Regions from separate parts of the Mus musculus genome. Here region 2 is linked to region 1. The links are chromatin loops, found by intact Hi-C in ENCODE. Cell type or tissue: left cerebral cortex. All regions are shown on one strand. Each heading gives the region's core, and the rest is flanking DNA. Links, peaks and the distances in the headings are about the cores only. Region 1 overlaps Auts2 (autism susceptibility candidate 2). Region 2 overlaps Auts2 (autism susceptibility candidate 2).

Region 1 (16,500 bases), core at 4,111-12,110:
TCTCCAGGAATAATTCTATACAACAGCTTCTGTGTGTGAGAGTCAGATTTCCATAGGAAGGCCAATTTCCATGACAAAGGGGGCCTGATTGCGTGCTATTTGTGGTATGGGTTGGGAGAAGAAGGAACTACTTCTAACTCCTTTGTCTCACATCAAGCACCAATTACCCTTCAACACTATTTAATTCTCCACATGTAAGACATTTCTATCTCTCAAAGCCCCAAGAAAGCCAGCTCTGAAGCAGCACACACACACATACACACCCACACACACACACACACACAATCCCAGAGGGAGAAAAATAAAAAATGAACAATATTCTACCTTTTCCTTATCTGGGATTTAAGAGTCGATAAAAAATAGAACTAATCTGCAGAGGCTAAAACTGGCTCAGTTTCCTGTGACAAGAATCAGGTCTGGGCTTGACACAACAATCTACCTTACACAAAATGCAAGACACCACAAGAGGCTGTAAAATGGGCTCCTTGTGTTCATATAAAGGGATATTAAATCTAAACCACACTTCCCTCCTTAAGCTATACCACAGTCAACTGCATTAGTTTTAGGTGTAGAAATGCTTTAGGAGAGCGACTTTTCTCAAGAGACAATATTGCCTTTTTTGTATTCAATGTTACCTTCTTTGTATTCAAACCAAGAAATCCTTTCCCTTCAAAGCTAGCAAAAACAGTTGACATTGTTGCTATTAAACAAGTTACTAGACCTGACGTTGCTTGCAATACCTTTGTTTTTCGGTTTTTTGAGACAGGCCCTCTGGCTGGCTTTGATCTCACTATGTAACTCATATTGCAGAAGGTGACCTTGGACTTCTGATCCTCCTGCCTCTACCACCTCTAGAGCCCTGGGATTACAGGTGTGCACCACCACGTCTGGTTTATGCAGCGCCATGAAGAGAAACCAGGGCTACCAGTAAGCACTGCTCTACTCCCATTAAGCCACACCCCCCACACCCCAGCAACATGTTTGGGTAATCAGTTTCTCCTCTCATCAACTCCTCAGATCTCAGGCAGTGATGTTGATAAAAAACATATTGCCCAAACACTCAACAAACCTGTATTAGTTACTTTTCTGTTGCTTTGAATTAACACCATGACCAAGGCCATGTAGAAGAGTTTATTTGGGTTCCAGGTTCTAGAAAAATGAGAGTCATCCTGTGTGAAGAGGCATGGCTGTAAGCAGCTGGCTCGGTGACCAAAGCAGGAGGCTAAGAGATCACATCCTTTGCCATAAGCTTCAGACAAGACAGCCCTAACCAGAAGTGGCACTAGGTTTTTAATCTGAGAGGCCCCTAGTGATGTATTTCCTGTAACAAGGCCACACCCCTTATGCTTCCCTAAAGAGTGCGACCAACTGGTGACCAAGTACTAAAAATGGGTGTACTTCTCATTTAAACCACTACAGTACTCAATCCTGTGTCCATCTGTTTATGCTCCCACTCCTCCCCAAGCCCAAGTATGTCCCTATAAACTGTAGGGGAAAGCTTGATGAGGTCCACCCAGAGCTCAGGGTGGGCATGCATTTTACTTGATAAACAACGTCCATGAGAACTCTCCATGCTCGGTCTTGGAGACGAAGTGGGAGTCTGTCTCAATAATAGATGATGGTCCTTGTTCCTTCACTTCCCTGAAGACAAGCTGTGTTCACCACAGGATTTGAAGACTTCTATCCTCTCTAGATTATTCCCCATCACCACCCTCGCAGATACCCTTAGAGACCCTCTGCTTCTCTTTAAACTAGCTCAGGGGATATTCCCTAGCAGGATATAAGTCTACGTTGTGGGACTGTTGTATTATGGCAAACCCAAATGGAAAACAACAAAACAAAACAATCCTCCAGGTATAACAGGATCATCCCACATCCAGTTTAGAGTAGAGATTACCTTTGGCCTGGTAGTCATGGCAACTTACTGAGCTGAACAAGATACAGTGGTCGCTAAGCCTTATGGTAATTGTAAAAGAGCTGTTAATCCCCTTAACAGAAGGAGGAGAGGAGGGTCAAAGGACCTCATCCAGGAGTTTAGCCATTACTCCTTCATTCCCTCCCCTCAGCTGCAAGGCATCATGGAAGATTCTAGAGTATATAGTAGACTCCACAATGCAGCTTCCACAAAGTCATCATCCATGATGGGGTGGGACTTTGTGGGGATGTAGCTGCTTTGGGGGTCACATACACTTCTGTAAATAACCCCTCATCTGGGCTTTGTAAGTAAGGCCAGTAAACTAATTCCCCAAGTGGGACTTTGGTGAAATCATCCATTACTCTGGTCAGTGGTTGGTGCCCTATCTAGTGTAGATGGACCTTTAGTCACGTCACCCCAGGAGAAGTTAATGAAGCAGGGACAAAGGTGGAAAGGAGGGTGAGGAAGTCACCAGGTCAAACACACTTCTGGCATCTTTTCCCTACAGCCTGCCTTGGCTGTAGAGGAATCCTGGGAAGGGGACTCTGAGGCTAAAAGGCAGCTGTTGTCTCCTGGCTGAGCCAGGACCAGGCTGGTAGGGAGCAGGCTGGAATGGTTAGTTCTCTTCCCTTGCCTTTATGGTTTCCTTCCCTCCCCTGGTAGCTCTGCTCTATAGCAACATAAGGGCTTTAAGGAGATTAGCTGTCTTGACAGAATGCATGTGTGTGTGTGCATGCCTACACATCTGAGCGGCCAAACTGCCAAAGAAGATCTATGGGAAGTGAGAAAGGATCATAGGGAATGGAGAGTTGGCTCAATGGTACATACAGCTCTTTAGAGGGCCTGAGTTTGAGTCCCAGAACCCACCTGAGGCAGGTCAAACTCCCCTGGAACTAACTCTACCTTCAGGTGATCTGATGCCCTCTTATGGCCTCTTTGGACACTGCACCCATGTGCATAACCCATACACAGAAAATTAAAAAGTAAATCCCTTAAAAAAACAGTAATAATATTGGCCAGACTGAATCAACTACAAAATTCCCGAGTGTGTGTGCGTCTGGTGTGTGTGTACATATTTGCATGTGTGTGGAAGTTGCTATCAGGGGTCTTCCTCACTGTCTATCCACTTTATTGCTGTTACTGTGTGGATGTTGTGTGTGCTTCTGAGTGTGTGTGAGTGTGCCATTTCATGGAACTGGTTCTCTACCACAACCTTTATAGGGGATTGAGGCATTGAATTCAGGTAGCTAAACCTGAATGGAAAGTGCTTTCACCCATCTCACAGGCCTTTTACTTTGGTTTCTGAGATAGGGTCTCTCACTTGCCAGAAGCTTGTCAAGTAGGCTAGGCTGGGGCCCCCAAGTATCTCCCTGTCTCTGCCTCCCCATTACTGGGATTTCAGGAGTTGGTCACCCTATCTGGCTTTTAACAAAGATTTTAGGGCTCCAACTTCAGGCTCCTCACACTTGCAAGGCAAGAACTTTACCTCCTGAGCCACCTCCCCAGCTCTTAGAAGCTCCCTTTTAAGCATAATGGGCTCTAGAAACCGGGGAATTACAGACCCTATTGTTCCCATAGCTGTTCAGCTCACAACACAGGGGCAATAAGTCAGGCAGTCTCTCTGCTTCTGTCTCAGTGGGAAAACTAATTTTTCCTTTGGCAGATGGTTGAATCACAAAGACAGAAGGATTCATAAAATTCACATGAACATCCTGTAAACATTTAAACACATCGAGATTAGATAAGGCAACCATGACCTTGATTAAAGTTGAGCTTTTTTTTTTTTTTTTAAAGTCTACAGCGATAATCCCTCCAATTTGCAGGCTCAAACTCCACGCTTCTCTTGAAATGCTCCCCTCTCATTGGGTATGCTGTGCATATAAGCAAGCACACGCCACCTGATTAACTTGTAAAACTCGAAATAAAAGGCATCAAAAGAAGCAACATTTTGGAACACCTATTCGGGTCTTACTCCACTCAATTGGATTGAGTCTACAACACAGGAACATTTAAATAAAAATCAATTGGAAAGTTCAGAAAACATATTCATCATACCCCTGTCTGTTCCAACCCATGCCTCTTGCCAATTAACTGTTTTATCCCAACTGGAGATGCTGGCCCAGAATGAGCTTTGCTTAGGATTGAAAATTCTGACCTGCAGAGGCTAAATGGCTTGTTCAAGCTCACAAGCAGAGTGATGGACTTGAGCCATGGCCCCTTGCTGTTACAGCCTGGGGCTCTGTCTCCAAGCTGAGCAGGCCAGCATCAAAGCTGCCAAGTCCTGAGCCCATGCCCCAATCAACTTGTGAGTTTAGCACTGCCGTCCAACAGTGAAATTTTATGGACCAAATCTGCACACCCACCAGACCACCAGGCTTGGAGGCATAACCTTCCCGGCTAAGCCTGCTACTCTTGAGACCAGAAAGATTGCCAGGCTCCTGCAAAGGAGAGGGGATGATATGTGGTCTCGAACATCTGGCTCTGAATTGGGCCAAGGTGGGACTACCTAACAGTCTTGTTAAAACTGTTCAGTAAGAGATAGCCTTGAAGAATCTCCCAGCTGTGTCTTAAACCTGTCCTTTCTTGAAAAGCTTTAAACATACATATGCATACATACATGTATGCACAGACATGCATGTATGCATGTTACATATAATAAGCATATTATATATTATAGCTATACACACACATTCTCGCAGAGAATCGACTGACTTTTAGACAAGCAAGCGGACTTTTCAGAGTAACTTGAACCTGATGTAAGAAGAGATGATGACAGCCGAAGGACCTGTCAACCATATATCCAAAAAGCACTGCAGCTCCTATCAGGAGTAAAGAGACCGAAGCACAGTGAGGCTCACTGCACCTGCCTCTCAGGAGTAACTGACAACAATGTTATCCAATCACCTTCCCCCCTTTTTTTGGTAGTTGTTTTTCTGATATTTAGCAGTTTGAATACTAATGACCCTTAACAAAACTATCCCGATGCTGTCGGAGCTCCCCGGCGCCCCTCATTCTCTTTCTCCTGGGAGGAGGGGCTGTGCGTACCAGGCAGTCTACTTGAGCAACACCTGTACTTGCACACTAATTCAGGCGCTTGTCATTCATGTTACCAACAGGAATTAGCATAAGGCATTAAGGGGAAACTCCAGGGGAGGAAAGAAAGGCCATTCTGATGGAAATAAGGGGAGAAGGAATAATCCCGCCATCAACTAAAATGCTTATCTGTGTACGTTTCCCAAGCAAAGCTTAAGAGAAAAGCCTGTGTTGATTTTTAGTATACACAAAGAAACCTTAATCCTTTCAAGGCAACTGAAATCACCCCTCACTACTCTCAGAAAAGCAGCGAAGAAGAAAGGCACCCGGTCAGGGGCATGGCTGTTCACAGCCAAATAGATGCCACACATCACTCAGTGTAAGTAAACAAAAACAAGAATGTGGGAAGTGTTGGACTGGAGACTGGAAGGGTGGGGGGGTGGGATGGGGGGGGGGGGGGAGGAGGCAGGAAGGAGAGAGAGAAGAAGGTCTTCAGCTGTTCTGTTCTGCTCCTCAGTCGCAATTAATGCCAACCTAGAGCCAGCTTAGACAGGGCCATAGCAACTTAACACAAGAAAGATGCAATACCAGGCAGTGGGCGAGCGATGTGTGTGTCGGGTTGAGGGGGTCAGAGAGTCATGGAAACTGCTTTGGGTAGGGACCTGCCATGACTCAGTTTCCTCTCCTGTTACCTTTCTTTTTTTTAATCAAGGACACCTCCAAGGCCCACCGAATTCTCTCCTCTCAATAAGAGGAGCAGAAAACATGCATACATATCTACCCCTGAGGGAGATGTGTGCCAAGCACTCACATTGGCTTTTATTGTTTTGTTTTTTAGCATTATGGATTACAAATTTATACAAACTTCTCAGGCCACTAAGAACTATGATGAAATATAAAGCTGTAATCCTATCATGCAATTAAAATACAAGATCATATTCAATATGACATTAATTCTGGGAGTCCTAGCAAACTTACAAGCATACAGACCTTGGGGATATCTTTAAATATAAGGTACTATTTAAAATCAAGGTAGGTTCAAGTTCAAAATAATTGGAAGGTACAAAATAACTGCGCATGGAAATGTTTCATTAACTAGAAAGCAAAAAGGAAACTGACAGAAAATGTTAACAATGAAATAAACTGCTGCACTATTCTCCCATTTCACGCCGTGGGGACCTAACTCTGGGTCCAATGCTGGCCCAGTGCTCCTGCACATCCTTCAAGGGGCAGAGGTTACCACAGGCTAGCACATCTTTATTTAGCAATCATCCTGCAAACCCCTAAGTGGGGTTCTATAGGGGGAAGGGAGTGGTGGGTTGGTATTATCTGTACCTTCCAGATGACACACCTTTTGAACTCAGTGCACAGAAACTCCTCTAAATTTCATTAGGTCCAAGGACACTTCTGCGAATGAAGACTCCTGAGGATCCTACCGACAGGGATTCAGGGTGAGCCTTCCCTGTGTGTACCTCGGCACCATTAGCCTCTCTTAATCTATGGACTGAGGTTTGGAAGGAATCAATGGAGAAGTGGGTACTTAAATTCTGCCCTCTTGCTCATTTATTAACTTTACAGAGAGCCCAGAGCAGAAGAAGGCTTGGTTTATGGCTCTAACGCCGTGAATATTAAATACCCCATTGGTTATTACCATCCGAGGCGCGCACACACACACTATTTATAGTGCTCTGACTGCCGGGAAGTTGATAACTAACAATCAAGACATTGTAAAACCATTCTTCTCTGTTGCAGCATCCCACACAAAATTAACACCACCGGTCAATTCAAACGAGGAATCGGGAAATTCTTTCAAAAATGAACATTTTCCTCCTGCACCTCAAAAAACCACCAGACCCCACAGTGGAGCAAAAACACAAAAATGCTAAGACAAAAAGAGCACATGGATTTTTTTTTTCCTCTCCTCTTTCTTCTTGGACAATGACAACGAGATGCATTTACTTATTCATTTTTAAAAGCCATCCTTTAGTGTAATAAATGGGTCTTACCTTTGTTTACAAGAACAGTGTTGAAGAGTTTTTCAGAGCTAGCATCTGAAGCCTGCAAAACAAAAAGGGGAGGGTAAGCGTTAGGACTGTCAGTGAAGACTATCAACCACAGCCTTGTCGGCTGCTATCATTTTAAATCAATTGACTATATTTTTAGGAAGAATGTAAGAGTCAGTGATTTCCCCAAATCCTCCATCAGGTGGTGCTGGTTGACTGTTGCAGAAAGGCCTGCACTGCAGCTATTTGCTGGGGGAAGGAAGAAAAAAAAAATCTGATTTTCAAAATGTGTCCTTATTATTATCTGTGCAAAACATATTTCTACAAAATGGTTCACAAGGCAATTTAGTTCATTCACAAAACGATTTTCTAATTCAGTTGACAGATCATTATTTTTAATTTTTAATTTATTTATTTTTAAATTTTTGACACCGGATTTTGTTTTTCAATTTTCTTCTACAAATCAGAAATGTGGTTTTTTTTTTTTGTTTGTTTGTTTTTGTTTTGTTTTTTGGTTATTTTTGACATTAAGCTTTTCCTCACCAAAGTGTCAGCCAGGATATCCAGAAACGAATTTGATTTTAAAGATGTATTTGATGATCCCGAGGTTCAGTGTTTGTCACGGTCACCAGGGCCAAACTCAGTGTTTTGGATGAGAGCTGACCCTATTTAAAACCTGGTCACTTTGCCATCTCTCATGCTTTTCAGGGATCATGTCAGCTAGTTATTATACTGGTGTGAGGGAAGGCAATGCGCCTCTTTAAACAGAAAGACTATAAAGTCAGCTTAAATTATATACTAATGTTCTAGGGAGGAAATGGTGAGCCAGTTTGATGAAAGAGACGGTAATATTGCAGGATTTACTGCTTCTTTCTAGGACGCGGAAAACAGGTAAAAATTAAGAAAGCTCACTCTTCTTATTTGAAGATACCACTTCGACCTGTCAATCAATGGTCAAGCCACACTCATGCTATGTTTGACCTGTGACCCCTCTGAGAAAACTCTGATCTTTCATGTTTTATACCAAGATGCATACATTTGACAAAGCAAGGCACAGAATGTTCACTCTATATGGGATAAAGAAATGTGGGGGGTAGGGGTAAGGGAAGTTGGGCTGGCTTTGGGGGACAAAGAAGATATTCTATGTAGTTTTCCAAGGCCACATTGATGGAGATGAAACATTTCTGCGTATAACTGAGGGAAATGTTCCAGTTCACAAGGCCAGGGATATAAAAAGACCTAGCCTATTTTTATTATGGCTGGCTCTCATTTATTTTATTCTAATCTTCCTTCTATACGGTGGTTCAGAGGATTAATAGGCTCAAGGGCAAAAAATATACAAAATAAGTATTCAATTGCATTCACTCGTGAAAAATCCTACAGAGATAACCCCTCTGCTTTTGCAGTTAGAATAAAATATACACAGAGCTTTTCCTGACATCATAAGTAACACTAAACAAAATTATATTATTAGAGTAGCATTTCATAAAAATGAGCCACAAAGAAGGTCCCGTGGAGGGTGTTCAGCATTAAACAGTTCAAGAATATTAAGTTACAAAGCCTCACTGATCTGCACTGCACACAGAGACTCGTGAATCTGAAAAAGCACACAGTGGCACCAAAGGTGTTACTATTCCCAAATCATAATGAGATTTCTATGTCTTTCTAAGTCTTGCAGTCTAAAACTTGGCAACTCAAAGAGTTTTCATCGTCCTTAAAATGATGTGAAATACTCTTAGAATGGTCACTAGCAAGCCTCGGCTTCAAAACCAAAATGGAGTTAATATTTTTTGAAAGAAAGGGGGAAAAAAAAAAAAAAACCTACACACATGCACACGAGAGCAATATTCTGTCTCTTCTGTTATGTTACAGAACTAAAATAACTGTTAAAAATGTTGGGGTTTTTCTATTACAGTGAGTCTAATGGGCCTAAAGAAATCGGTTTAAAAGAAAAAAAAAAAAATTAGCTGCTCTTCCAAAACTGCAAGAAGAGAGAGGGAGAAGCAACTTGTTAAGGCTGCATTTGCGTGGCTCTAGGTATGGGAGCCAGAGCTGGATTAGGCGGTAGGCGGCAGCCCCTGTGATTCTGTCACCTTTGTGAGCACCACTAGGCTCTGAGTATGCTCTCAAGTAGATAATGAAGTGACCCTGAGGACCTGATGATTCTGTGACCAATGGTTGTCAAGGAAATATGTCTGACGGAGATTCAAGATGCTTGGAGCGATGCCTTCTAATGGAAGCTTTTTGAGCCCTTCAATTTACTGGCATCAGTCACAAAGTGTTGAATTGTCTCCTGTGCCTTGCTTACAGTCAGGGGGTGTCTCAAAAAGGCCTCCTTTGGAAAGGCAAAAAAACACCAAAGGTACATGTGTCTCGGTGCCTTGGTTTAAAAAATAAAAATAAAAATAAAAAAGGTCCCTTGTTCTTCCATCTGGCCTCCTGGACCATCTTCGTCCAAATTCTTCAAGTAAGTCTCCCAGGCAAAGCCTTGATAGGTGCAGATTCCATGTAGCTGCTTCAACGGTCCTCAAGTAATTTTCCTTCACTCAACAAGACTGAAAAATCATCCATACAGGGTGGGCGTGATGGCTCAGCAGGTAAATAGGTTTGTTGCCAAATGCAACAACCTCAGTTGGATCCTCCATACTCACTTAAAGGTGGAGGGGATCACTGATTCCTGCAAGTTTTCCCTTCATCTCTTCATATACCCTCCACATACACACGTATTTTTAAAAAATCGTTTGTACATATCGCTGGGCGCCTTAATCGTGGGGACATTTTCATTTCGTTGCTTTTAGAAGAAAAAAGTGCATTTCTTTCTATAACTTGGTTCATTTCCCTAATTTTTTTTCTTTTTAAATTAGCAATGAGGACTGCAGGTGCGGTGGATCTAGTGGCAGACGCATGGATGCCTTCCCGCTTCTCTCCAGCAACCATTACCTTTAGCCGCACAGAATTTAATATCAGTTGCTATTTCATTTCCTCACCTCGATTGGCTTTGATGAGTTTTATATACACTTAGAAGCACAACCTAAAATTCCCAGACAAACATGCTCTTTGGGGCATTTTACGGCAGGGTGGGTACTATTTGCCTTTTATGTCAATACTTTTTATGGTCTAGAAGCTGTAGCTGGCGTAGAAGGAAAAGTTGGGTAAAGCAGTTTGGTTAAAACAAATAAAAATAAAGAAATAAAAAATTCCCGTGCGCACGGGTGGGTCCCAGATGTTTGAAGCTGTACCCGGAACCCCTTAAAACTCAATTCGCTAAGGTAGCTCTCCAAAACGGCACCCGCAGGAAGAAGGTGCAAAGACAATTCTCTTAGAAACTTAGGCGCGGGTGAGTTCCTGCACCAGCTAGCTCTCCTTTGCTTCCCCGGGCTCCGCGTGCGCACAAGCGGGAGGGCGGGGACCCGGAGCTCAGCCCAAGGACAGTGACCCGTCAGCAGGCAGCGCCGCTCCAAGGAGCCCTTCCTAGCCCGAGCCGGTGCGGGCATTCCCAGCCTAGGAGTCCAGCGGATCTCCCTTGGGAGCTATGGGTTCACTCCCGGAGGTGGGATCGCCTCTGTTGGCTAGGGCCTCCCCCGGCAGGCACTCACGGCTCACCGGCCGAGCCCAGCCAGCTCAGGGAGCTAGGAAAGTACAAAGGGGAGCGGGGGAGGGGTGGGGGAGGAAGGCCAGGCCCGCCAGACGCCAGCAGCCCGCCTCCGTTACCACCCTGGCCCGGCTGCGGCCGCAACAAAAGACCCCTCGACCCCTGCCTCCTCCCCCGAAACCGCGGACCGCAGGCGAGCCAGCCACCCCACCCCATCCCCCCAACGGTGGTGGTGGTGGGGCAACATTACCTGGTCGCCAGGGGTTCGGCGGTCTTGTCAACCCCAAGTTCATGGTTTGAGTCCTCCGTCAGGTTCTCTCCGGGTGGATCACCACACACCACCGGGAGAGAGCAACCAAAACCCAAGGCAGAGAAAACGCCCAACTCCAGCCGGCCCGGCTAGGTCCACAAGTCTGTGTGTTTTGCTAATTCCTCTCCAAAGTCTCAAAGCTGAGGCACGCGAACCAAATCCGAACCGGATCCTAAACGGCAGCAGAGCCAGCAGCAGCAGCACCCGGCTCCTCCACGGCAGCCAGGAGTCAACGCCGCGCGCGCACATCCAACGCAGCCAAGTCCCGGGCGGGTGGCGGGGAGATGGGGAGGGGGCCCGGCCCGCGCGCTCTCCTGGTTGCTCCTGCGGGGCGCGCGGGGAACCGGCTGGCTTAAACCAGAGGCTCAACTTGGTGCGCCCTGGGGACCTGGCAGGGCTGAAGAGCAGCGGCCCGGGAGCCGCTGCCGCGGCGCGCGGAGCTAAGAACGAGGCGGCTGCGGCGGCGACAGGACAAAGGAGACCATGTGCGGAGGGAGGGAGGAGGGAGAGGGAGGAGGAGGAGGAGGAGGAGGGCGTACGGCGGCAGAGGCGAAAGCAGCTCCCCGGCGGCCGCCTCGGGCTCCCCAACAGCGGGTGCCGCCGGTACGGCACCGCCGCGGGCTGATCTGATGGGTCCTGGGCCCGCTGCGGCGTGGCACCGACACGCTCCGGGAGTCGCAATCTGCCGCGGGTGTTGCCCGCCTGCGGTGTGGAAAGCTGTGGTTGAAGCTGCTACGGGGCGCGCAGGACTAGCTCCGCTCCGGCCTGCCTCTCCCGCCTGTTCCTGGCTCAAGTGAACTCCATCAGGCGGCCCGCCGCCAGCGCCACCGGCTACCCGGGGCTGGATTGAGGGAGAGAAGGGGGGTCCCTGGTAGTGACGCGAGGACACCCCTTTCTCCCACCCTTGCTCTCGCGCTCTGGACTTCGCTGCCCGGATTGTACCGAGCGCGCCTTACTCCTGGCGCTCGCGGCTCTCGGAGCGGGACTTCTCGGCGCGCCCAGCCGGAGCCGCCAGCCGGTGCCACCGCCCCTCCTCCGTCCCGCCCCACGTGCCCCGCCCCTCGCCGCCCCTCCTCTCCACCCTGGCGCCCGGTTGGCCCCGCGGGGGCGCAGTCCCTGGGTGCGACACTGACAGCTGTGGCTCCCACTACATCCCGCCTCCGGTTGCGGACCGGCCCCTGGTCCCCATGGCGCCTTTCCCTCTACGGGCAAGAACCGCGACGCTCCGGTCCTTTTTGCAGTTACAGCTTCCGAGATTTGCTCTAAACCAAGGAGAGGCTACTAGGCCCGTAGCCCGGGGTTGAATTGCCTCTAGGCCAATCTCATATGCAAAGAGTTGGTTCTGAGATGGGGGTGGAGGTCCAGATTCTGGGCACACAGTAGGTGCACAATATAACATAATCTTTGTACTGTCTGACATGGATGGGAGGTTGGGTTCCTAGTCTAGAAGAAAAAGATCTTGATCTAACCCTCATCCCACGAATCACGGTAGGTTTCATGAACTGCCTTCCCTCTGCACAGTTCCTCAAACTATCCGACTTGTGTATACATTCACACCAGCCAAGTGGTGACTGAGGCTTCCCCTTCTATGCAGCAAACATAAAGACAGGGAAAGCAAAGTCAAAGCTTCGCTCCATGGATGGTAACTTATCATCTATCACCAGGATGTCCCCTGGAGCCAGCTCAGCTAAGCTAAGCGCGTTGGGGCAGAGATGGATGGATGGATGGATGGATGGATGGATGGATGAAATCATTAATTCGGCCCTCAGTCATTTAAGTGACTGACCTTCTACCAGAACACACAGCCGCTCTTTCCTTTTTAATCAAGTGTAAGATTCTCTCTCCCTCCCTCCCCACCCCTCTGAGTGTGCTACTTGTGTTCCAGTGCTCCATAGGACAGATGCCCTGGAGCTGTGAGTGGCCTGATTTGGGTGCTAGGAACTTGACAAGAACAAGCACTCTTAACTACTGAGCCATCTCTCCACCGTCAACACTGAAATTCTATAATCCCAGTACTTGGACAAAAGATATTAAATTTCAGAATGGTCTAGGGCACATGGTAAAAACCTTAGTGAAATGAATCAATAAATGACCAATAGTAAATACATGTTTCACCTCTGTGAAGGTACTTCACCACCACTGATGTCATTGAACTCTTAATATAAATTAAAAAAACAATTTTTACCCCAAGGTGCCAGAAAGAAGGCTCAGCATTGTAAAGATTGTAAAGGCATTTGCCACCAAGCGTGACAACTAGAATTTCATACCTGGGACCCACACAGTGTATAAAGAGAACTGTCCTCTGACCTCCATAAGTATACATACAATAAATAAATAATAAATAAATAACTGCAATAAAAAAATTTTAATTTTTCAAAAAAGAAATGGGGGTGGGTACTTGGTGTATAGCAACTTTTTCTTTCTTTCTTTCTTTCTTTCTTTCTTTCTTTCTTTCTTTCTTTCTTTTTTTTTTTTTTTTTTTTTTGAGACAGGGTTTCTCTGTGTAGCCCTGGCTGTCCTGGAACTCACTTTGTAGACCAGGCTGGCCTCGAACTCAGAAATCCACCTGCCTCTGCCTCCTGAGCGCTGGGATTAAAGGTGTGCGCCACCATGCCTGGCACATAGCAACATATTATAATCCCTCTAATAAAACTAATTTTGGAAATCAAAGGTCTCTTTCAAGCGTTAGCCTTCTGGAAAATACAGCAAAATGACGTTTGGGGGAAATGGACTGGTTTAACTATCCACTTAGAGGAAAGGTAGTCTGTAGCCCCAGCAGGCCTGGAGTCTCTATGTAGCCAGGGTGACCTTGACCTCCAGATCTTGAACAGCTTTGAAATTCAGCAAAGCCCCAGTCTTCCTAATTGGACACTTCATTTTGTTTAGTTTTACTGCAACGGTATCTTACTACATAGCCCAGGCAGGTCTCTACTCCTCCTTTCTTCCCAGTGATGGGATTACGGACACGTACCACTACATCAGGCCCAATTCTGGAAGATTTCCAGTCCAAGGCTGGAAGACATCATGTCTTTTGTATTCCAGTAGCTTAATACACAAAATATTTCTGATTTCTTAACATCACTTTCAGACTCTGAGCTGGTTCTAAAGACGGCAAATCTTAGAGAGAGGCAATCCTACTAACTGTCAATGAGGAAGCCCTGGACTCGAGCTGAGACAGGAGTTATGGGCCAGCCTGGACTATGCAAGATCTAATCAACTAAACAAACATGATCAGGCATGGACTCCAATGTCTTTCTACTGTTACATTAATTATTTCAGGAGAGTTTATGGACTCTAACCACTGGGGGGGGGGAGGAGCATTCATTTCAGTGGGGTGGTCTTTGGTTAGTTATCAATGTTCCAGTAAATAACTGCATCTATGATCTTGCCATATTTAAACTCAGAGGGACACACACATACATTTTATTTTTTAGAGTGTAAAGTAGCACAGGCTAGCTACTTGGCATTAAAAGCAGGAGGGGGACTCGCTGTGAAGAAGAGGTTCAGTAGGATTGGGAGGAAGATCAGAGAGGGTAATAGAGATTAACATGACAAAATATATTATATATATATGTGTGTGTGTGTATACATACATATGTGTGTATATGTACATATATGTATATATATATATATATATGAAACTGTCAAAACATTTTTTAAAAAAATCAAAGATTTCAGTCAAGTATTTTAGTCAAAATTTCTAAGCAAAAGGAAAAGCCATCTTCCTCACTATATGACTAAAGTCAAATAATTTGTTTTAACCCAGAAAGCTGAGGCAGAAGGATTATAATTTTGAGGCCAGCCTGGACTATACAATGAGACCCTTTGTCAAAACAACAAAAGCAAACCAAAACAAACAGTAATTCTGAATGCATTTAGAGCAGTCATTCTCAACCTGTGGGTTGCTGACACCCTTGTAGGTGGAAGGACCCTTTCACAGGGCTTGCCAAAGACCATGGGAAAACACAGATATTTACATTATGATTCTTAACAGTAGCAAAATTATAGTTATGAAGTAGCAATGAAAGTAATGTTATGGCTAGGGTTTAATACAACATGTGGAACTGTATCAAAGGGTCGCAGCATGTGGAAGGTTGAGAACTACCACTCTGAAGACTTAAGTGGCTGACAATTTGAAATTTGAGATGGTATTCAGTGGGTATCACAAGTTATGAGCCACACATATAGAAAATATTTCTTTACCATTCCTGCCTTGGGGTGAATGTTTTGCATTGAGAAGGTTCCACTCATCTATTTGTATTTAGCCTTGGAAACATAACGAGCTTGAAGCATGGCCCCAAAGGAGGAAAGCTGGGAGGTTCCTGACACAGTTAAAGGAAGAGGAAACCTTTACAAAAATCCATTCGAGCCTTTAATTTTAAGTCACATAAGCAGTTTGTAAAGAGCACTGAAGGGCACTAATAACATATTAATAAATATATAAATTAAGTTAAAAAATTAATATAATAATAAATTCTCCAGCTAGCCTTGGGTAGATGCCACTTTGGCTTTTCTTAATCTTTTTTATTTATTTTTATTATGAGGCAGAGGTTGGTCTTGAACTTGCAACGTAGCTGAAGATAACCTTAAACTGAGCGGATCAATCTCCCACTACCTCTCACGGGCTGGGATTACAGGCTTGCTCCTAGACCTGGTTTATAGCTACCTGGTGGCAGCACCAGTGAGCCACGCATGGTGGTAAGCAATTGAGGCAAATCCCCAGCCCAAGACCTGTTTTTGGTTTTTTTTTATTACTATTTATCTATTTATTTATTTCTTTTTAAGACAGGGTTTCTCTGTGTAGCTCTTATTGTCCTGAAACTCACTCAGTAGACCAGGCTGGCCTCAAACTCAGAAATCTACCTGCCTCTGCCTCCCCAGTGCTGGGATTAAAGGCGTGCGCCACCACTGCTCAGCTACAACCTGCTTTTTACAGTGGTCAAACAAGAGCCCCAGTGTGTGGAACCCCTCTTGCCACAGTCTACCCTTTGCCCCTGCCAGTTTCTTCCTTTCTCGCTTTCTTCAGCCCAGGAGACAGCCACTCTTCCTGGGTCCAGGGAACTTTGTTGTGTAGGCCAGTATCTTTAAAACCCCAGACCAGGAGGCCTTCCTTTTGTCAGCTTCAGCTGGCCCCCCAAGTCCTTCTGCCTGCACAGCCTCCATCCCTTCTGAAGGGGTGGATTTTGAAATGGGAGCATCATTACTTGTCAGGCAGAAAGGAGGCTGCCTGGCTCATATTCCTGTTGCTGTAAAGCAAAACCCCTCCACCTCTGTACGCCTCTGTCCCTACCATCGATCACGGCTGTAACAAGAGGGAAGTAAATAAACGGAACGGTGTTAGTTTATGGTGCATACTATTGAGATGCAGGGGGGGAATAAATATTTTCCAAGTGTGGAAGTCAAGGAAAAGAATTTTACTTTCAAACTTCGGAGTTGACTATAAACTACTAAGGGGGGAAAGGTATAAGAAAGGACGTAAAATATATCTTACTTAACCACCAAATCTACATTAAAATATTAACATTCAGAGACTGACACCACAGAAGAAAGGCAGTGAAACTGGAAATAAATTCCATCGATACTCATGTCACCCGGCTGTCGACAGGTACCTCATCTGCTTCCTTTTCATTTTATGTGTTGCTAGGGA
Region 2 (16,500 bases), core at 4,115-12,114, 430 kb after region 1:
CTTTTTTAAAACCATATTATACAGGGACTCAATCACGGGACTATCCTCTGAGTTCTAAAACGAAAGGTTAGAAACCTTGTCCTGCTTCTCTGCATTGAGAAGTCGAGGTTCTGTAGCAGGAGGGAGAAGAAAATACCCCTTGCTGACATCACAAGTTAGGAACAATGCAGGTGGAGGTACTGTGAAGCTACAAGTCCAACCCAGCACACACCCAGGAGCTGAACACAGTGAATTTCAATGGCATTCCTCACGCTCTGTAAACTTTAAATTTTTGTCTTTAAAATAGCTTTTTTTAAAAAAAAAATAACCTTAATATGTGTATATCTGTATGTAGGTATGTACACATATGTGCAGGTGTTAGCAAAGGGCAGACAGGACACTGGGATGCCCTGCAGCAGGAGTTATAGGCAGTTGTGAATTACTGATGTTGGAACATGGAGTTTGAGGTAATCTAAACCTGTGTTCCCAAACCATGGTAACTCATATTTGGCTCTAGAATAAAAAAAATCTTTCATCCCCATTGAGGTAAAAGTTCTGATTTTCTATCAAAGCATAACATTATAAATTTGTGAAAGACATTTAGCAACTTCTCATGTTATAGAACACATATATATTTGCTGTCACCTCTGACTATCTTTTCTCAGGTTTCAGCCATATAAAGTCATCCATAATGACTATTCACATGGAAGAGTCTAGAACTCATATTTTAAAGTGTAAACTGTGATAATATCCTGTATTTTCTGTTCTTTTCCCTGCCACCTCTGTATGAGATTCATCTATGCATTTAGCATATAATGCTCACTAGTTACTTGGTTACCAGATCTAACATCATAGTTCATAGTTATATAAACTTGAATTTAATTTTATCATGTCTCAAAACACAGCAATAGTGATATCCCCAGTCAGTGGCACTATTTGCAGAGGTTATGGAACCTCTATGCTTTCTGCTCCTACTGCTAAATCTTTCCCATCATTGAGGACCTTATCACTCTGGAACCATAAGCAAACAAAACCAAAATCAAAAACCAAACAAACAAACAAACCCAAAATAAACAAACTTGGTTTTTATCACAGTAACAAAAGAAAAACTAATATAATATGTATGGTTAGGAAGCAGCAAGGACACATAGAGTTGGGTTTTCTCTGTGGCTGGCCTACAGCATGCACTAGGGTTCACTTTGATTCTTTACAGGATAAAAACCCAGGTCCTTTGATATCCAGAAAGTAGATAGTTGAAAAACTAAAAAGCCTTTCCACTGAACAACAACTACAAAATCACAATTTGGTATGTCAGAAAAATAAATACAAACAAACAAAAGAACAAAACAGTTAATGCTGAAGATGCATGACATCTACCTCATTTTTATTATCCCAGATTCACAGCCTACCTTGGTAACAATCACCTGAAGTCCTAGCAGTTGGGAGTTTAATATAAAAGGATTCTGGGCCATAGGCTATTTCAGAACCACTTAGTGAATTACAGGATGGCCTGAACTATCTGGTAACATACTGTCTGGATCACAATGAAACAAATAACACAAAATGAGAAAACAAAATCTCTAACAAATACATTTAAATCACACACAGAATTCTAGCTGCAAGGGAGTCTAGTAAGTACACATTTCCTTCTCTGGTCCTTGTAGATAAGAAAAGTAGGCTAGGAACGAAAATTATGTTCCATTCAACCATGAGCACCAGACTGTAGCTGTCTTCCAAACTTCTCAGTTATTTTTTTTTCACCATTTTGCCTAGATCATCATTAATTTCCAGGTCAGTGCACTGAGAGAGAATGCAGATAGCAGAAAATCCTGAGTTACTTGAGCCCTTGGCTAATATAAACATACATCTAGGAATGCTGAAGAGACAAACAATACAAAACTATCTTCCATCTACTTGTTTTTCTCCCTTTGTCTTATTTTAAGTGCCAAGGCAGTATTTTTCCTTATTAATAAAAGCTACCATGGCAAATAAAACTCCAGATTAATATGTCCAAACAGTGTTGGAAACAATAAAAAGAAATATAAGCAAATTTAAAAGAAAGAAAATAAAAAGAAAACTAGCCATGAAAGGTAATTTACAGAAAAAAATGAAATCTCATAACTTGGTACCTGTGACTCTTACGTAACTAATGGTTTCAGATACACAGCCGAGTGTGGACTCTACCAAGGCTTTTTGCTAAAGGACAGATGCTTGCTGGGAGTCATACATGATTAGGGGTCATCGCAGACCTGTGCAGTAGAGAAGTGACCATCTAGCCAAACACAGTCTTACCAAAGATAAAGAAAAAGTAGTGTAGGCTATCCCCAAAGCTGGCTTTTGAGAAGTTTATACATAAAGTAAGAAAAGTATGAGAATAGAATGAGGGTCAAGTTAGCACCACAGGCAAATAGAATTTAAAAGCCAGTTTAAATGCACACTCCAGAATACAATTACCCAACGTGTGAAGAAGTAACTCATAATATTCACTGTCTAAGGAATATCCAAATAACAGTCAATTCCCTCTTATTGCTACTACTCCTAGGGAAAAACAGAACTCAATGACAAGAGAAACCATGTAGATAAATGAATATGGGGACAGTCAGGTGGAGAAAGGGCCACTGTTAACTGAAATGGAAAGGCAGGGAATGAGAGTGGGTATCAAAAATGTCTGCTACAGCTCATTTGCTTAAAAAGAAACACATCCATCACTCATCAAGTGACAAGGTTGTGACTTCCATCCAGTCTTACAGCACTAAGGACTCATAGATTTTTCCCAGTGCTGACCAGATTAAACATAAAGAGTTACAACATGCTAATATAGAAAACTCCACAACACTCTTTTAACCATAGAATACAACACTAGCACTAGCACAACACTAGAGGAGTGAGCTGTAAAGATGCCTTGGAGTGTAAAGGAATTTGCTGCCACACCCAGTGACTCCAATCTCTGGTGCCCACTTGTTAGAAAAAGAGAACTGACTTCTGTAAGTAGTCCTCTGACCTTCATGCATACAAATTTCCATCACACACACACACACACACACACACACACACGCACACACACACACACACACAAATTATATGCAAAAGTGGGAGGTGTTAAAAAATATACAAATTCTGAAATTATTTTGCAATTTGTCAAATTTTCAATGAACAATCCTGCCAGTTATTACTAAGAGTGTGGGGCAGGTGGCTATCAAAAGTGATTAAAGAGTCTAAAACAAAATCACAATTTCATTTTTTCCACCTGAAACAGAAGACCTTTCATACTGAAGACTCTCAATGCTATGTGTTTTATGAGTGATGACCTTTGCCCTTGACTCTGAGATCACAATCACAAGGTAGGTATAACAAGTATTTTATCACCTTCAAACTGAAAAATTACTAACATTTACACAACTGCTCAAGCCAGAAAACCACATGACCCATTACACCTGAATTTTCCCTTTTACCTAGGTTCAACTGATCAAAAGTCCTGTCCATTTACCTACAAAAGGCTGTCAAATTAGTCCACCCTTGACTATCTCCACAACTGTCACCTGCTTTGGTTAACTAGGTTGTCACCATTTACCTTGTATAATGTATATATCTCACCATCATTTCAACATGATGTTTTTCAAGTATATTAACTCCACTGAGTCAGTCATTACCTAAAATCTTACATTCACTGCCTGAAGAATAAAAAATCTAACATTCGAGTATCCTGCTAGCTTCATGAAACCCACCCTTTACCTACTTGAGATATCCTAACAAGTGTTTGCATTATGGACACAGGACTCTGTACGCAACGTACACCACAGCCTCATATTTATTAAGGTACTAGCTATCCCTTGAATCTTGGTGTGCTGTATAGTTTAATGTCAAGTTGAAACAACCTCAAGTTATCTGTGACGAGGGAGCCTCAATTAGGAAAATGTCTCCATATGATTGGTTTGTAGACAGATCTGTAGGATATTTTCTTAATTAGTGATTAATGGGGGGTAAGCCCAGCCCACTGTGGGTGGTGCTATCCCCCTAGGTTGTCCTCAGTGCTATATGAAAATAGGCTGAGCAAGCCATGATAAGCAAGCCAGTAGATAGCATTCCTCTATGGGCTGTACATCAGCTTCTGCCTCCATGTTCCTGCCCTTGTTTAAGCTCCTATCCTGACCTCCTTTGATAATGAACGGAGATGTGGATGTGTAAGCTGAATACACCCTTCCCTCCATAGCTTGCTTTTTGATCGTGCTGTTTCATCACAGCAATAGAAACCCTAACTAAGACATTTGATGTAAATAATATTGCTGGTCTAAGCATGGGTTCCCACATGCTCAGCCATGGTGGACATAACTCTGTTCTTGTGTAGTGAGTATCTGTAAAATGCATGTCGTCCTATTCTAGAATATCACCTCCACAAGGGTTCTAGTCTCATATGCTACGGTGAGAAAATGCTCAAACAAAACAACTATACTTCCTAGTCACAGCATATCACCAAGGAGATTCAGGGCAGGAACTCAACAAGGTTGAAAAGGAAGCCTGCCTGCTCCCTTGCTCACACACTCATGCTCACTTAGCTTTCTAAGTAGCTTTCTGGGTAGATCACCTACCCAGGGAATGTGGATGTCCACAATAGATTAGGCCTCCCTATAGCAATCAAGACAATCCTCTCCAAACATGGCCACAGGCTGAATCTGATGCCTACAGGCCCTCAATTGAAACGTCATCAGATGATTCTAGGCCAGTTCACATGGACAGCTGCAGCTAACTAGGATAAGGGATGAGACCACATTTTTGAGTCACAATCATCATTCACACACTGCCTAACAAAAAAAGCACAAACCACATGACTTGCTGATTCACTGGCAGGAAGTCAGAGGATATGGTCAAATGTAGACAAGTGTTAAGAAAAGTTACAAAAGATTGATGTTCATGGAAATGTCGCAGCAGCAACTTTTCTAACTTAGGTCAAGAGAGACATGGAAACAAACCAAAGAAACTAGTTCAGAGGACTTTAGCAACTGCACCCACATCCCAGTTATGCTGTTCAGAAGACAGCAGCTGCATGGCTCATACAGTCAAAGTCTTGAAAACTCTCTGGTCTCACTGTAAGTCAGGGAATTTATATATTTGAAATTCAGGCTACTGTAAAAAAAATAAGCTCGAAAGAATTTACTTTAAGTTATCATAGCAGAGTTTACACATGTTTAAAAAGTTACAGAGGAGGAATTCTAGAAAGCCTTCACTGCTTGTACCAATGAGTCAAAGAGCTTCAGTAAGCATGAAGATTGATAGAAGTTTGAGGACACCCTGGTTGCAGGGTGAAATTCAGGCTACCCTGAGCTACAAAGAGACCATGTCTTTAAAAAAGTATATGGGTGGGAAAAGGGACTGGGGACACAGCTCAGCTGTTAGAGCACTTACCCATCATGAAACTTAGCACTGAATGAACAGTTAGTGGGGGGTGTGCCTGCAAATCAAGGCACTATGGTGGTGGAAGTAGGAGCATTATAAGTTTGAGGATATCCTTGTCTACATGAGGATTTGGAGGATAGCCTGGGCTACATGACACCTTATCTGAAAAAAAATATTCTTTTGAATTCTAGAAAAAAATCATACTACACACACACACATACACACACACACACACACACACACACACACACACACACACACACACTCAACAGTACAGAACCAAGATACCAGATTGACCATTCTTACTGGGGCATGGAGGCTTAAATCTATAATCCTAGCACTGTGGAGACTGACGAAAGCTGGGTTAGAGCTCAGCTATTAAAGTGCTTGATACTCCACCTGAAACCCTGGGTTCCATCCCTAGGAATGCATAAAGCAGACACAGCAGTACACACCTGTGATCCTAGAGAGGGAGAAGTTAGAGGATCAAGAGTACAAGGTCACCACCCTCAGCGAGGCCAAGACAGGGTGGGTACACAGGGCACATGAGGCCATACCTCAAAAACAAAAAGAATAAAGAAAGAAGTGAGTGGCCATCCTAAAAGTTTCCTATAGACTTGTGTCTGGGAAAAAACCATGAATTTTCAAACAGGTATGAGTGACATGCTGCTCATAATTTTTACGCATTAGCCAAATGCAGACGGTCGGGGAGAATGTATTATTCAAACAGGGTGCACGTTTGGTAATGGAAAGGGTGAGGGGAGATGCTGCCTTTAATTTTAATGTGCCTGGCATGCTGGAAAAAAATTATTGGCATCTGTATGTGTATGTCTGGGTGTTTTGCTGGGACATGTGTTGTATGCAACTCTGTTTATTATCAGTAAATGAAGCCAAAAGCTAAGTTGAAAATGAATGCTAAATTAAAAATTATATAAAGCAGAGTGAAGTGATTTAATTAACAGATTATAAGTGAGATGTTGCAGAGCAAGAATGAGTTTGGGAGGAGAAGTGGGGGATGAGCTGGGTGGGAAACCCGCCGCTTCCGTTGATTTGCTTAGAAACACTAATACAGGCGCAACATGTTTGCCAGTCTTTAACCAGAGCCTCAGAGACAGTCAATAAACTTGCTTAATTAAGCCACCAGTTTGGAGCACAGGGTTCAAAACAAATTGCCTTCTGTTTCACAGCAAATAGGAGGAAACATAAGATACAGTATACTGTCTGCAAAAAAAAAAAAAAAAAACAGAACTGCCTGAGTATTTCAAAGACTTTTAAATACGAATTAGGTGCATTGCTTCCATGTGGATATGCCATAAGCTGTCCTGTAGATTCAGCAGCAAACTTCTGAAATAAATTAGTATAAGTATGGGCCAGCAAGTGCTGAACGGTGAGCTGGGTGCCCTTACGTGGGCCACCTGGATTTCTCTTCTGTGTCACCTGTATAATAATTCTGTAAAATGTAAGTTTTATACATGGACTCATGGCTATGTCGGTTCTTGGGTATGTGGAGGTCAGAGGATAACTTAAGGGTGTTTCTTGGTGCTCTGGTACCATCTATCTTATCTTTTTGAGACAAGGACTCTCCCTATCCTGGGCCTTCAGATAGGCTGAGCTGACTATTGGCCAGTGAGCCCCAGGAATCTGACTGCCTCCACACCTCCTCAGGGTTGGGATTTAAAGCAAGCCCGAGACTACTCATTACTTATTACCTGTGTGCATGCTTGTCTATGTATGGGTATGTGTACCTGAGTGCAATACCTCTGGAGGCCAGAAGAGGGTACTGGATTCTCAAGACCTGATGGCACAGGCAGTTGTGAGCCACCCAGTTTGGGTGCTCGGAACTGAACTCTGGTCTTCTGAAAGAGCAGCCAGCATCTTAACTGCTGGCACATTTCTCCAACTCGATATTTTGTTGTTGTTGTTGTGGTGGTGGTTATTGTTTGGTTTTCATCTTGTTTTTGTTTGTTTCTTTGTTTGTTTGTAATAACCTGGGTCCTAAGGAATGAATGTGGTTTCTCAGATATACTTTACCTACTGAGCTACTCCCTGCTGTGGAAGTTAGGGTAGTTTCTAAGGCCACTCTAGAAGGGAAAACAGAATTCATGCCTCGACGTTTTAATGCAATGCCTGTGGTATTTCCTTCTGACTATCTGTCTTCTTCCCAGGGTCTACCAGAAAAGAAGCTGTGATTACCTGAAAGAAAACAGCTGTCCATCAACTGAGCCACCTCCTGGAAGCTTCCCAGACTCACATCCATGATAATATCCTAAGGAACATGACATGTGTTTTCATAAAGGAAACAGGAGGATTCCAATGGTAGGGGTTTTCAAAATGGAGACATATTTAAAGTTGTCGACTTGGGACAGTGGTCTGGCTCTTCGGGTAAAAGCACTTGCTACCAGACCGGATGGTCTGAATTTGATCCCTCTGATACCGACATGGTGAAAGAAAAAGTCAACTCTTCCTGCAAGCTGCTCTCTGACCTTTCATCTCTGGGCTACAGCACAAGTTTCCCCAATACAAACAGCTACAATAATAAATAGATAGATAGATAGATAGATAGATAGATAGATAGATAGATAGATAGATAGATAGATAATCAAAAATACATAGTCAACATCCACTATCACTTCACATGAATCCAATCTATCCCTATCCCTATTCCTATATATGAAATACACTTCCAACTGAGTGTGCTACATGGGCATTTTTTTTTTTTTTTACATAAAACGTCACAGGATCCCAAACACAATATTCCCCTTAAAAGAAGATAACAACAAACAGGGAATCAGATCCATATTCTTTTTAGAAATTCAGAGATTCTTTCTAGCACTATTACTGCTGTCTACCCAAAAAAAAAAAAAAAAATGGATCTAAGAACTTTTGTCACACAAAACAAACATCGGAATATTCCAAGTTTTTCTGAAATTGAATTTGGCAGAATGGAAATAGATCCAAGTGTTCTGTGTCGCCATATGTCATCCGAGCTAGGTAACATGGAAATATGTAAATTGGCCCAGGAGCTCATCCCAGGCTCCCTACCCACACCCTATAATAGCAGAAATGAATCAGTCTCATGAACGGTGGAGACGATAAGTAGATGGTATGGCTCCAGCAGCCAACTGGTCTTCCCAAACTTCCAGAAAAGCACAAAACAGTAACTGGGGAAACAACAGCAGAGTTCAGAATGGTTAGCGAGGGTGGTATTTTTGGTCTCGAAATTAAGCATTGTTTTCTTCCCCTGGTGAACACTTGACACAGCACACATCCTGGTCCTGCAGAATCAGCCTACAGCAAGGCCTTTCCACCTGTATGTCAGAAGCCTCCCTCACAAGTCTGAGTTGTTACCCCACTCTGTTTCTATCAGAAAAACTCTGCTGGATTTAATTTTAGTGATTTCTTAGTAAAAAAAAAAAAAAAAAAAAAAACACTTCATCTTTCTTTAAAATGAAAAGGGAAAGAAAAGTCAGCCTAGATAGTACATACGTGAAGGTGGGTAATAGAAAAAAGACAAAAGTTCCAGGCCAGCCTGGGCTACAAGATACCCTGTCTCCAAAGAGCAAAGGTTAATTAATTAAAAATTAAATGTGTGTGTGTGTGTGTGTGTGTGTGTGTGTGTAGATGTATACGGTGTACATATAAGTGTGCTAGCACACGCATATCACATTAATTACTTTTCTATTGTTGTGCTAAAACATCATGACCAGGGCAATTTATAAAGAAAATTTTAACTGGGCTTATGGTTAACAGAGGGTTAGAGTCTGGAATGAAGCACAGCAGCAGGAACAGTTGAGAACTCGAATCTTAAAATCCTAAGGAGGAGGCTGAGTGCAGGGGGTCCAATGTCTGGCCCCATGACACAATTTCATGAACAATGCCACACCTCCTAATCCTCCCAACAACTGAGGACCAAGTATTCAAACATATGAGCCTCCGGGGGCCGTTGTCACTCAAGCCACCATACGAATGCAGAGGACAAAGTAGGGTGCTGTGTGCCCTGCTCTATCACTACCAGCCTTATTCCCTGGAGACAGGATCTGGAATGAGCATGAGGATCACTAAGCCCCAGGGATGCTCCTATAGTCAACCCCTACAATGCTGAGGTTATATGCACATACAAACCATGTGCGTACATTTTACACTGCTGCTACACATTCAAATGCAGATCCACAGGCATGAATAGCAAGTGTTACTACCCACAGGGCCATCTTCCTCACTCCAACATAACAGTCTGGAGAACAATTTGAAACTATCACGATTTGAAAAAACAACTCTGACTTAAAAAAAAAAAAAAAAAAGAGGGAGGTGTGACTGGGAGAGCCGTGCAAGGGAAAAAAAAATGACAAGAGGCAAGGAAAAGAGAACAGAAGAGCTAAAAGGATACATTCTTCATGTCTGGGGTGAGAGAAATACTTGCAGCCTCTCCTTTAGTAATGCTAACATGGTCTGGCATGCCTGGGAGTAAATCGATACTAAGTACAGTCCAGGAGAGACTGCCATCTTACATAAAGCTCTGACTGCAAAATAGACACAAAAGACACACGATACTCTCCAAGGTCCTCAACAGCTATAATCTCCATGCCTGGCAGCTCATCTGACATTGACTTTTGCTGCCTCCTGGTCCCTTCTTCACTGATTCCAGCCTCTTTCCCTTCCTCCTCTAGCTAATCCTCTTTGTCCTCATCTTCCCTATCCTCCTCTCCTTTGTGGTTTTTCTCTTCATGTTCTTACTGCCACTCCTCTTCTCTCTCTTGCTCCCCTCCTCCTCCTCTTCTTCCTCCTCCTCCTCCTCTTGTTTTCAGAGGCACATCAAGGTGTCAAAGCTAAACCTCCCCTCCAAGAACTTAGCATAGGGATGAATCCCAGGCTGGCCACAGGACAATGCATACCATGAGAATGTGTCAGGTAGAGTTTATAAGGAAGGACCTGAGCTTGGATCTCAAGGGGCCAAGGCAGAAGACTTCAAATGTTGCTGCCCGTGGGAGGTGGACACTGGTTTCCTGATTAGATCCTATCAGAGCTGATTCACAAGCTTCCTTTCCTCTCCCACTTGCCACCTCTGCCTTTGGCAGCGTGCACACATAAAGGAAACGACAAGAGACTCTCTCCACCCAGCCTTGGTCCCTTCCAGAAGTGTCCTTTAGAGCCACGAAACCACAAAGGCTTTTGAATTTAGATAACTTTTATGGTCAAGACTAAAAATCCTTTGCTGGTAATAGGAAATGTCATCTGGAACCCACTGGGCAGTCATAATTTCCATTTATAAATAGAAAATATAAAGAGGACGTCTTATCTGGGTGATTTAATACATGTCTCTGCTTATTACTGTCTTCAAAGTGCCTTTTGCACAAATCTGATTTCGACTGTGCAATAAAGATTCATTATCCTTTTACATAGCAGCCTTTCTATTTCTGTGCAGGATCTAATTAGGAGAATACCAACTATTCTATAAACAGATGCTAATCGTGGAGTGGAAACACTTTCATTTTAGAGAGAAGACAGTGCTGAAATTTTACTAAAAAAAAAATGCCACATCTGCATACAGAATACAGAGTGGGAAGAGAACGGGGTGAGAGGGTAGCTGGCTGTTCTTTCATCTTGACAATAAGCTAGTCTTGCTGCAAACAGCCAGAAAATTACTGTAAGGTTGGAATGAGAGAGACGGTACATAATTCAATCTCTACACCTTAATAGAGTGTTATATTCCTATGAGTTATGTCTTTACTTTTAAAAATCATACCCTCTATTTTCTTTCGGCTGACCTAATGTGTCATTACTGCTATAACATGGAAGAGGTGTTCCACTGAACAGTGGCAGCATTAAGAGGAAACCCCTTTACTTTTTAGAAAAGCAGAGCTACATACACAGTTGTGAGAAATTATGAACACATGATACTAAAATGACCGCAAAGAGCAGCTGTAAGGAGTACAGGTGTGTGAGAGGGTCATACTGGATGGGCACATCTGAGAAGCAATTTACAGATGTGCATATATTCAGTGGGCCAGAACAGGCGTACTCACTTATGACCTGCATCAACTTATGCCATTTGCTTCCGCTTTTCCACCTGGTTTCCCCAGGACCGAGGAGGGATGGCTACCTCGGTGATACCCCATGCGCAGCCTTTGTTCCACTGTTGTCTTCTGCAACCTACAACATCCGACAGCTTGACCTTCCCAAGAACGACACCTCATCTGGATATCTAAAGGCACAGCGATGTCTTTTCTTTGTTAGCAGTTGAGATTTCTTTCATGAATATATCAAAATAAAACAAATGACTCCCTACTTTCCACCATACAAATTCAGCTTCATGCTCATGATATGACTGAATTTCCAAACAGGCCCCACAGACCCCTAACGTACATCCTTCAACTGTTGGGGGCATGGCTTTGTGCATGGTGTGTCCAGATGCTGATTGCCGAGTCCAGACATCTCCTTTCAGGTGGGACTTTGGCATTGCTATGGTATTTGGAGCATCTCCTGTTTCAGTGATGTATAAAGATCGTTTTATATCACCTCTGATTAGTTAGTAAAAGAGCTGGTCAGCCAGTGAGCTGGGCAGAAGAGAATAAAGCAGGACTTCCAGTCCCAGTCAAGGGGTCCCAAGGAAAAAAGAGAGACAAAAAACAGAAGAAGAAGAAGAAGAAGAAGAAGAAGAAGAAGGAGGAGGAGGAGGAGGAGGAGGAGGAGGAGGAGGAGGAGGAGGAGGAGGAGGAGGAGGAGGAGGAGGAGGAGGAGAGCAAGGAAGATTTGCCATGAGGTCACAATAAGAGAGCAGCCATGAGGACACATACAGGCCAGAATGAGCCAAGGCAAGGTTCAGATGCAGGTAAAAGACCGCATGTCTAGGAAGTAAGTAGCCATAGAGGGTTAGAATAGCTTAGAACCCACTCAGCATAGTGCCTGCCACTCATTAATAAAAATACCAGGCCTCTCTGTCATTTATTTGTAAACTAAATGTCTAGGAAGTAAGTAGCCATAGAGGGTTAGAATAGCTCAGAACCCACTCAGCATAGTGCCTGCCACTCATTAATAAAAATACCAGGCCTCTCTGTCATTTATTTGTAAACTAAAATGAGCTAGACTGGGCACAGAGATCTCCTGTCACTAGTAAGTAGTACAAGATGTGAAGAAAAGCTCCAGGAATATATGTTTATGCACAATCCCATAGAGAGAACTAAGAATGTTAAACCTTAAGCCTCAGCATAGTCAGTTAACATGTAGTGATGCTACAACTCACAGTGGTCTGGCTCTATACCTATATTCTATTTTTTTAAAGATTTTTTTTATTTTTAGTATGTATATGGGTGTTTTGCCTACACGTTTGTGTGTGTGTATGTGTGTATATATATGTATATATATATACATGTATATATATATACATATATACATACATACTCATATATATTTATATGTGTATATATATGCATGTATGTGTGTGTGTGTGTATACACACACACACACATATATATTACTATAAGGGTCAGAAGGAGGTGTTGGATCTTGTGCAATCAGAGTTATAGAACGTTCTGAGCCACCATGAGATGCAGGAAATCAAACTTGGATCCTTTATAAGAGGATCCAGTGGTCTTAATGATTAAACAATTTCTCCAGCTTTATCTAACACAAATATTTTCATTCTTGTGATGAGAGTGGGAAATAAGCTCATTATTATAGAATTGTTTATTATTACTGTTGGGTTTTTTTTCAGCTTTTCACAGTCCTACCAAGAAAAGCAAGGGGGAGCTGTTTATTGTTTATCCTCACAGATCCAGGTTTGGTAGGTTCCCATAAACTCTAGGAACCAGATGTAGATACTAAGAGAAAGGACAATCTGTCCTGACTCACAGAATAGAAGAAAGACATCATCAAGACACAGCATATTGATATCTTCTCTGTGGTCACCTGTGCTGGTCTGAATAGGTATAGTACCCATAAACTCCTGTGTTTGAATGCTTGTCCTAGAGAGAGTGTCAGTATTAGGGGAGGTATGGCCTTGTTGGAGGAAGTGTCACTATAGGGGCAGGCTTTAAGGTCTCCTATGCTCAAGCAACACCCAGTGTGACACACAGTACCTTCTGCTGCCTGAAGATCAAGATGTAGAGCTCTCAGCTCCTTCTCTAGCACCATGTCAGCCAACATGGTAGTCATGTTTCTCATCATGATGATAAAATAAACCTCTGACACTGTAAACCAGCCCCAATGAAATGTTTTCCTTTATAAGACTGGTCATTGTCTAAGTGTCTCTTCATAGCAACTAACTAAATTAAGCAACTAAGACACCACCTCTTCTAAGTAGGACAATTCAAAATAACCCTTGCTCCTAGGCACCTAAGATGAACACCTGGCTCCGGCAAACAGTTGATGATACAACACGAAGAAATCAACCGGATTTTGAAGATCTCGAAAGAACAAAGCCTTCACTAATGACATTTTAATGAGGAAATACATAGGCTAATTACTGTAATCTGGCTGGTCTATTAAAAGCCTACACCAAAGAGAGGAGTATATCTGCTGACTCAGGACTTATTGAAAGGTTTGCTTTTTAGTTTTAATCACTAGAGGGAAGGAAAAAAAATAAGGAAGTCACACTTCAAGGTCCAGATCTATATTGAGATCTGAGAGGGAGAAGAGGACTCAAAGACAGCAATCAGGGTAAGATAACTGCATTTCCAGAGAGTGTTTACCCAAATCCCAGACTGACTACGTAGTAGTTCGGGAGCCTGAGCAAACTACTTGATTAGGAAAGCAAAAGTTGCCTGGTTGGCTTTAAAGAAAGGGACAGCTTAGAACTCGGAAGATGCCACCCAAACAACAACCTTCATTTGTAGCTGCCATAGAATTTGTATTACACTAGAATCCTGCTGCCTTAATGTACCTTCTTGAAGCCCCCATAGTGGGCAGGAAAAGCACTACATATCTGCCATTAATCTAAGAACCAACTAGGGCATTTTCTTTTGTTAATGTTTTCTACATATTCTATATTACATTCTACTTCTCTGTGTGTGGCTGTGCCACCACATATATGTAGAGGCCTGAGGACAACTTTCAGGAATCAATTCTTTCTCTCCACTATATAGGTCCCATAGATTGGACTCAGGTCATTAGGTTGGCAACAAGTACTTTGCCCTTTGAGTCATCTTTCTGGTCTCCTATTTATTTAACAATGCTCCTCATCTCAGCCAAAGAACAACCTTAGCTGGTATTTCTTAAAAGCTAAGCGCCTCATTTAAACAAGCTTTGTCACTAGCCTGGCACTTGTCACTTAGGCTAGGCTGGCTGGCCAGCAAGGACCAAAGATGCACCTGTCTTCTCTTCACTATTGATGAGATTATGGGCGAGCTTAGATTTTTTTTTTTTTTATGTAGATTCTAGGAATTGAGAGGAAGTCTTTGTCCTTGCCTAGCAAGCACTTTCCCAACTGAGCCACTGGCTCAGGCCCAAGGTCACTTTCTTAGGAGGTTGATAAATCTAATATGTGGTGGTAGAGTGTTATATCATTTTTCCCACAGTATTTTTGTTTCTATGCTTGTATTTATAAAAGGAAACAGAACAAGCAATAACAAAATTATAGAAAAAGATAGGAAGCTAACATTCTACATGTCCTAATGTAGACATCCTAATGTCTCCTGTCCATGTCTGCCCCAAGTCTGTCCTAGCTAATATCTTCCCACACAGATACACGAGGAAGTTTCCATTTCTGACTGAAACCCGTTCGGAAACGCCATTATGCACCAGTCGTGAAAAGCCTGCTGAATGAAAGCTGGTGTGCATAAACGGTGGAGAAATAGCACTGGTCAAAGGACCCAGGAGAACAGATCGAAAGCCAATTAATTAGCCATATGTCCTACAGCAAGTCGCCTAACCTCCCAGATCCCAGTTTCGTCCTTTGCAAATTAGAGGTCCAGAACAGATGGCCTTTAAGGTTCATTATGCTGAACTGAACCCTCCAGTTCTTGCTCTAGCAGATATCCAGTTCAACTTTATCGTGTTTAAAGCCCAGTGTAGAAGCCACCTCCCCCAAGAAGTCATCCCTGATACAGCTAGCCAGGACTGAGTTTTTCCCTCTCAGAAGTTACACAGTTGCCTGTGCCTCCCCTGCATGATCAAGGAAAAGGTGTGGATTTAAATCCTTAGGGTTTGTCTAAATAGCCCTGGGGACAGTACGTAAGACATCTGGTCGTCAGTTTCCTAAGGATTCGAGGGAAAGTTGGCACAATTAGCAGCTCATTCCCATTACTGAGAAGGCAATGAAGACCTTTATCCTTAGGCTGGAGAGATAGCTCACTGGGTAGCAGCACTCGCTGCTCTTCAGGAAGTTCTGAATGGACTTCCAGCACCCAACTGGTGTGGTTTGCACCATGAGTAACCCCAGCTTCAGGGGATCCAACTCCTTTGTCTTCTGAGGGCATTTACACACAAATGCACATACCCACACACCAGCACACACATGTACCTGTAACTTAAAAACAAATCTTTACGTCTTTTACGCTTAAGCTATCCTTGGGTATTTACAAAGCCATCCTGCTTTGTTACCCCATTGTACTGAGCTACAGACCAACCCCTCTCTTCTTCTTTTGCACCCCTCTCTCATATCTTCTTGCATCCCCACCCCAGACAAAGCAAAGATAATGCAAAGTGGATTAGTATGTAACAGGCAGGCTGTGTTCCTCAATTCACGTGTTGTACACTGCTGCTGAGAGAATACACTAGGTCTCTCCATCCCGCAGTTCTCCAAACATCCAGGCAAGCCATCTGGTATTAGCTGAGCACGAGTTTCCCCTAAAGAGTTAACTAAGAAAGTCCTTTTATAATTCAGACAACGTAATGAGCAAAGCTTAGGTTTGTTCAAAGAGCAATATGATTCTCTTAAAGGAGAACAGGGTGGGGGTGAGCATGGGGGATCACCATTTTCTATCAATTAGCAGAAAGTGTTTAGAAAATGAGTGAAAACTATTGTATTTTAGCATGAATATACATATGATGCATGTGTGTACATACATATATATACACATACGTTTGTGCAGACACAAAAATGAAAAAAAACCTAAGATTAGCACAGTGTCTTTACAAGTAGGAATAATAAGTGTGTATATGTGTGTTGAGTAGAAAATTTTGTCAATTATATATTCT

What was found. Hi-C counts contacts between places; a loop is a spot of excess contacts. Peaks named below come from ENCODE experiments on the same cell type or tissue, not always from the same donor. Only the 100,000 strongest peaks of a DNase experiment are listed, where the experiment ranks them.
Region 2: a loop joins it to region 1, with 2.2 times the contacts of the local background. A loop is called at or near these places in 6 of 42 quality-filtered maps.

What each region holds. Positions count from the first base shown.
Region 1 is chr5:131,526,867-131,543,366 of GRCm38, forward strand. Auts2 (autism susceptibility candidate 2) reads right to left here. Exons shown (of 20, transcript NM_001363480.1): 6 at 6,955-7,006. Among named protein-coding and RNA genes, the nearest start is that of Gm29681, 120 kb to the left of the region's middle. In left cerebral cortex, for the core only: CTCF peaks have their summits at 7,152 and 11,948; DNase peaks (open chromatin) are centred at 4,154, 7,141, 9,176, 9,429 and 4 more places; H3K4me3 peaks cover 4,647 bases; H3K27ac peaks cover 3,053 bases.
Region 2 is chr5:131,957,317-131,973,816 of GRCm38, forward strand. The region is part of intron 4 of Auts2 (autism susceptibility candidate 2); the gene reads right to left. Among named protein-coding and RNA genes, the nearest start is that of 4930563F08Rik, 85 kb to the left of the region's middle. In left cerebral cortex, for the core only: a CTCF peak has its summit at 7,121 (motif pointing right); DNase peaks (open chromatin) are centred at 4,767, 8,379, 9,551, 9,796 and 1 more place.